Regions from separate parts of the Homo sapiens genome. Here region 2 is linked to region 1. A link is a contact called in ENCODE Hi-C or POLR2A ChIA-PET data. All regions are on one chromosome and are shown on one strand. The core of a region is the stretch at or near the end of the contact, and the rest is flanking DNA. Distances in the headings are between cores, read along the strand shown. Region 1 has its middle 7.6 kb from the start of MIR4683. Region 2 has its middle 570 kb from the start of LINC02630.

What was found. A loop is a pair of places that touch in the nucleus more often than their neighbours do. ChIA-PET counts read pairs that join two places held with the same protein, here RNA polymerase II (POLR2A). Pooled maps may share reads with other maps.
Region 2: a map of PC-3 shows a loop between it and region 1 (4-fold over the local background). The contact joins two enhancer-like sites. A Hi-C loop is called at or near these places in 1 of 168 maps with a recorded cell type or tissue (PC-3) and 4 of 50 pooled maps. POLR2A ChIA-PET finds 5 or more read pairs at or near these places in 1 of 52 experiments (PC-3).

The regions. Positions count from the first base shown.
Region 1 is chr10:35,632,064-35,635,220 of GRCh38, forward strand. No RefSeq gene overlaps it. Among named protein-coding and RNA genes, the nearest start is that of MIR4683, 7.6 kb to the right of the region's middle. Within about 2 kb of position 1,653, at least 2 of the 41 ENCODE cell types and tissues checked have a DNase peak (open chromatin) inside an H3K27ac peak, as active enhancers do; they include PC-3, where a contact is called at or near this core.
Region 2 is chr10:36,468,228-36,471,384 of GRCh38, forward strand. No RefSeq gene overlaps it. Among named protein-coding and RNA genes, the nearest start is that of LINC02630, 570 kb to the left of the region's middle. Within about 2 kb of position 1,529, at least 2 of the 41 ENCODE cell types and tissues checked have a DNase peak (open chromatin) inside an H3K27ac peak, as active enhancers do; they include PC-3, where a contact is called at or near this core.

The DNA of each region.
Region 1 (3,157 bases), core at 403-2,902:
AACACATCCACCTTATTGATTCCTCCTAACTTCACAGGTTGGGTTTAATTTCTAGTTTAATAGAATTATACCCTATGTGCACAATTCTTTGTTATTTCCTTATAGGTGAAAAAACAGTTATCAAAAACTGTGTACTGAGAAGTTCTTTCTTGGGGCCAGGTGAGGGCACTCCTGTCATCTCCCAAATACCTCTCAGGGTGACAAAAAGAAAAAAATAACTGCTTTTGTTTAGTCAAGTTAGATGACAATAGCTAGTTTGCTTAGCTAATTTCTATTTCTATATATCTATATAGATCTATATGTCTACAGATCTACAGATTTATATATCTATAAATACATCTACATATCCAGATCTGTATCTGCATATATTTCACTTTGGATGATAATACCACATTCAGTTACATTCACTGGTTTTCAACTCTGGCGGCACATGGGAATTGCCTGGGGAAGTTTTAGAAAACTTTGAATTCTCAGCTGGCACCCCCCAAAATTCTGATTCTGTTGGTTTGGGGTGCAACATGGGCATTGGTAATGATAAAAAAAAAACAAAAACATACCCCAAGTGCTTTTAACATGTAAGCATGGTAAGAACTACTGCTGGAGTGCTAGTTAATTAAAAATGGGCTTGTTAGGGGTGAAAATATTAGAAATTGGTTTTCTAATTTAAATCAGTGTATGATTCACCTGCATGATAAACATGGTGCTATAAAAGCATGCGTTTGTCCCCTGTGAAGAATGGCTGTGCCCCAGATTCGGAAAGCTATCCAACTTGGGTTGTTTCACTAACATTGATCCTAACTTTGCCTTTTGTCCTGGGGCAATTCCTTCCTTCCACCTTTCTCTGGCTACTGGCTGACCTTTTCAGCTGCCACCCATGCTCTTGGCCCCCTCCCGGGCACAGCCTGCAGCATGAGTCTGCTGGGCCAGTCAAGCTCTTCCTCAGGTTGCTCTGTCATTGCAGAGATTTCTGGGACGCTCTCTTGGGTTCCCTAAGCCCTTTTCTCTCCCTGATCCCTGCACTGGCCTTCACGGCACAGTGGTTCTGCTGTTTCTCCTTCTGCCTGGCCGAGGCCAGGCTCTCCCTGAAAGGCCCTCAGGCCTCTGCCAGCCAGGGCCAACACGTTCCACATTTGGCCCCTCTCCCCATGTGAACTCAATCAGTAACAGAAGCCCATCTGACTAATAGAGGATTAGTCCTCTCTCACACTGCTATAAAGATACTCCCTGAGACAGGGTCATTGACAAAGGAAAGAGGAGTAATTGGCTCACAGCTCCGCGTGGCTGGGGAAGCCTCAGGAAACTTACAATCATGGTGGAAGGTGAAGGGGAAGCAGACACATCTTACACAGTCACAGGAGAGCGAAAGAGAGAAAGAGGGAAGTGCCAGACACTTACCAAACAAGACCACTTGAAAACTCACTCACTATCGGAACATCAAGGGGGGGAATCCGTCCCCATAATCCAGTCACCCCCCACTAGGTTCCTCCCTTGACATGTGGGGATTACAATTCAAAACGAGATTAGGGTGGGGACACAGAACCAAACCATATTACTCCCAGTCACTGTGCCTTCTCACTAAGCTAGAACACAGACTCTTAAATGTGGAATTTATTGGAACACGGTGGCTGTAGAAGGCAAAAGGCAGGTGAGCTGGCCTAAGTTGGCCAGGATCCCAAGAGGCAAGCCTTTCCACAGTGCTCCTCTTGTCTCTGAAGGATGGGCGTTCACATTTCCTGTGTAGGCCACCACCAAACTGTGAGAGAACTCTGCTATGATTCTGTAACCAGGTAAACACAGCCCTGGTAAGTTGCTGTATCAGCTATGAATGCATTTTTTTTTTTTTTTTTGAGATAGACTCTTTCTCTATTGCTCATGCTGGAGTGCAGTAGCAGATTCATAGCTTACTGCAGGCTTGAACTCTTGGACTCAAGCGATCCTTCTGTCTCAGTCTCCCAAGGGACTACAGGCATGCATTACCACACCTGGCTTTTTATTTTTTTATAGCGATGGAGTCTCATTATATTACCCAAGCTGGTCTAGAACTCCTGGCCTCTAGTGATCCTCCTATCTCGGCCTCCCAAAGTGTTGGGATTACAGATGTGAGCCACCACACCCAGCCTGAATGCACCTTGTGGTGGCCTCAGAGGTCTACACAGAAGAGTGGGACTGCTGGAAAAGATCTACAGAGACAGGAGTGACAAGTAGGCTTAGTGGCTTCTAGGCCCAGCTGTGCTCCTGACTGTGTGATGTTCAGTAAGCACAGTTGTTTTGGGCTTGTTTTCTAACCAGTGAAATGTGGGATGGTGTGCTAGAACTTCCTACCCTTCGGTGTGCCTGTGAAGCTTGGGGATCTTGTTAAAATGCAGTTTCTGATTCAGTAAGAGAGATCTGAGATTCCACATTTCCCTAATGCCACAGGTTCTTGCCCCTGCTCCTTGTTCATGGGCAGCAAGATTCTTGCCCCTGAGGCCTCTGAACTCTGTAAGTCCTCCAAGATCTTATGTGGTCCTTGGTCACAGTCTCCTCCTTCCCTCCTATCCCCACTAGACATTCCAGTCCTCAGAAACCTCATTTCTCTGCTCATCCCTTTTTTTTTTTGGCAAAGTCTTGCTCTGTCATCCAGGCTGGAGTGCAGTGGTGTGATCTCAGCTCACTGTAGCCTCCGCCTCCTGGATCAAGCGATTCACCTGCCTCAGCCTCCTGAGTAGCTGGGATTACAGGTGCCAGCCACCACATCCAGCTAATTTTTGTATTTTTAGTAGAGACAGAGTTTCACCATGTTGGCCATGCTGGTCTCAAACTCCTGACCTCAGGTGATCCGCCTGCCTCGTCCTCCCAAAGTGGTGGGACTACAGGCGTGAGCCACCGGTCCTGGTCCTGCTCATCCTTCTTTAAGATCCTGTTCTTCCTACATCTCAGTGCTGTGTCATCTTCCTTCCCGAGGGCTCCAGCATTCCAACGCAGATGCTCACCGACCTTGTTTTCCAGCGAAGTTTCTACTCCTTGGTGTGTTTCCATGAACACCTGGCTAGGTAAAACGAGATGGCCTGCGTCTTGCTCACCCTAACAGCACTCACGTGCAGTACTGACGGACATCCCCTGGACTCAGAGTTGACCTCTACATGAGAAATTGTAAAGCGGCACATTTAATTAAGCA
Region 2 (3,157 bases), core at 279-2,778, 840 kb after region 1:
GGGAGGCTGAGGCAGGAGAATGGCGAGAACCTGGGAGGCAGAGCTTGCAGTGAGCGGAGATCGCGCCACTGCACTCCAGCCAGGGTGACAGAGCTAGACTCTGTCTCAAAAAAAAAAAAAAAAGAAAAGAAATATAGTTCAATCCTATACACCAAGGCTACAGAAAATTCGGGGGAAAAGAGTCAGTAAGCAAATAGAAGATGAAAAACATACGCCTGAAATATTTATAACTAAATCATGTATTCACAAATGAAAATAGCTTCTTTTGCTGAAATGGTAACAGGGCAAATGCAATTTTAGTGGACTCAAGGAATTTAACTGCTGCCTAAGTATCTGGCATAGTACACAGGAGTGACTTTGGAATAAAGATTATATTTAATCTCCACTTTTAATCATCTTAATTCAAGAAATTGAAGAACATAAAACCCAGGGGTTTTTTTTCCTATTTAAAAGAATGCGCTTAAATAGCATTAGTTGACAGGTAACTACTTCAGTAAATAAAATATCCTTTTAATATAATGCCAGACTCTTCACGCCCCACCCCCAAGTCTCCATTATCCTGTAGAGTAGCTCACTATCCTCACCTGCTTTGGGCAAAAATGACTCATAGTTCAGGTGCTAAGGAAGCTGTTCATTCTATTGCATATATGTATATGGAATTACTAATTAAGCCAAGTCTTTGTGCATGAATTTGGAAATTTAATTAGTAGAGTTGATTTTTAAATTATTTCTTCGAATCACCTAGTCCATAATAATATTTGTCCCTGTGGGCTACAATTTGAAGAATTTTAATCATAATCTCCTTTTCAAAGTAAGAATCTTTCTCAAGCCTCTTTTCATTAAGAAAACTATTTATATGAAATACTTGGCAAGCCAGAACAAATCCCACATTCCACTTAGCAAAAAACAACAACAACAACAAAATCCCATTAAACACACAGTTAATACTTCTCAACACTTGTAAATCCAAAGTTCATGCTTGGGGTATACGTGCGTGTTTCCAAATTCAGAGGCCTAAACTTGATGTGCTTTAAATGAAAAAATTTCAGGTCAGAAAGAAAGTAGGAAAAATCTAGAAACCATTGGAAGATGGGTAAATATCTTCAATTTCAAATTTCTCTTCCCTCTACAGTTTCTTTATCATGTATGATGTGGTTGAAAGATCATTGCCATGAGAGCTTAGACAAAGAGATCTCCTCCTGTCTCAGGCACTCACTGGACGTGTGTCCTTGGTTACATGGAAGATGTTACCCAGGTCTGTGTGCCCCAGGCACACCACATTAGGAGTTTGAATAATACAGTTTCTCAGTTTCTAGAGTTCCATGAGTCTCAGATGCTCACTGTTTTCTGCATTGTGAACATGATTTTATTTATCAAAATAGCTTTATCTCAGATGCTTTATGCAGATGAATAGGGTAGTAGTGTCTATAATGAAACTGAATTGCTCTCTTGTTGTTTGGTTCCTGCCTTTGTCTTATGACTTACAGGTTAAAAATGGTGTTTTGGGCATTGCGCCGATATGGCTGGTTACCCTCTCCCTCCTGCACACATAGGAACCACCCCTTCCTGCCCTGTTACACATAGGCTGAGTCAGTGAGAAGCCTTTTCTTTCCCTGCACCCTAAAAGGTCCTGTGTTTTGACAATAAAACCACAAGATTTTGAAGAAGCCTGCACCTCTGCAACCTCTGCATTGAACTACATGAAGCACAGTCACTGGTCACCAGGACTACAGTGGGTTGACTCTATGTGAAGATGCACATCCAGAGATTTATTGTCCTTGCCCCTGGGTCTATGGAGTTATAAAGAAGGAAGGAATTAAGCATCTTGTTATTGAACGGTCAAAAGGAAAATGTCACTGAGTGAGTGACCTTAAGCAAGTCATGAAGCTGCACGAGAAGGGTTTACCATGGAGAAGAATGAGGGGTCCAGGCAGAAGCCTCCAAGACAATAAAGAGATGAAGTAATGAAAGGGAACTGAGTGACCCAGGAGGCCAGGGCTATGAAACACACTCTCCACCGGCTGCCACTACATCTTGTCTGATGAGGTCAACCACCACATTCAAAAAGTAGCATACTATCTTCTTAATTTAGGTTCCTTTACTCAAAATGCTGTTTAAAATACCTAGTTCGTAAGTGCACAGGTTATTAAATATACATTGCTTTGACCTACACTATGGATTAAAGTTGAAAATTAAGTCAATAACATAAATGGTTAATACACAAGTCACTGATTTAGAATAAGTTTTTTTAATCAATGTGTTTATTTTAAATTTTCATTGGGTTGGTTTGGAGGTCATTAGGACATTTTGAAGGTTTATGGTGTCCATGAAGGACTGGTTCCAGGACCTTCCTAAGATACCAACATTAGCAGATGCTCAAGTCCCTGATATCAAATGGCACTGTATTTGCATATAACCTATGCACATTCTCCTGTTACTTTAAATCATTTCTAATTTACTTATAATGCCTAATGCAATGTAAATGCTATGTAAATGCAGTTGTTCTATTGTATTGTTTAGAAAATAATGATGAGAAAAAAATCTGTCCATGTTCAGAACGGACACAATTTAAAAAAATATTTTTGATCCACAGTTGGTTGAATCCACAGAGGTGGAATCTGCAGATACAGAGGGTCGACTACATATAGAACTAGAAACTCAGAATTTAAATTTTAGCTTTATTGTTGTTCACAAGTTAATTAATACCATTAATATTATTGGCCATCTTTGTGACACTAACCATTCCCTTGGCCATTTTGTTCTGCCTCACTACCTCAAAACAAGAGGTTACAAATGGCCACCATCTCATTTCATTTCACTGTGTGTCAGGAATTCAGGCAGGTCTCCCCTGGGTGATTCTTCCATTCTGGGTGCCATCCCTCGGTTTACTCAGTGGTTGTCAGCCAGCAGCTGGACTGATGTCTGGTGTGGAGGGGTCACGAGGGCTTCAGGCACATACTGGTGCCTTGACAGAGGCATCTGGAAGCCTGGATTTTGCTGAGCCCCTTTATGTATCCCCGGGGCCTCACAAGGTGGTCGATGGGGTAGTCAACATTTACAAGATACTCAGAGCCCTGAAACTCCAAGGTGGAAAGGGTCAGTCTTCTTACAGCCCAGACCTGGAACTGTCATGGTGGCACTTCTGCCACATACAATT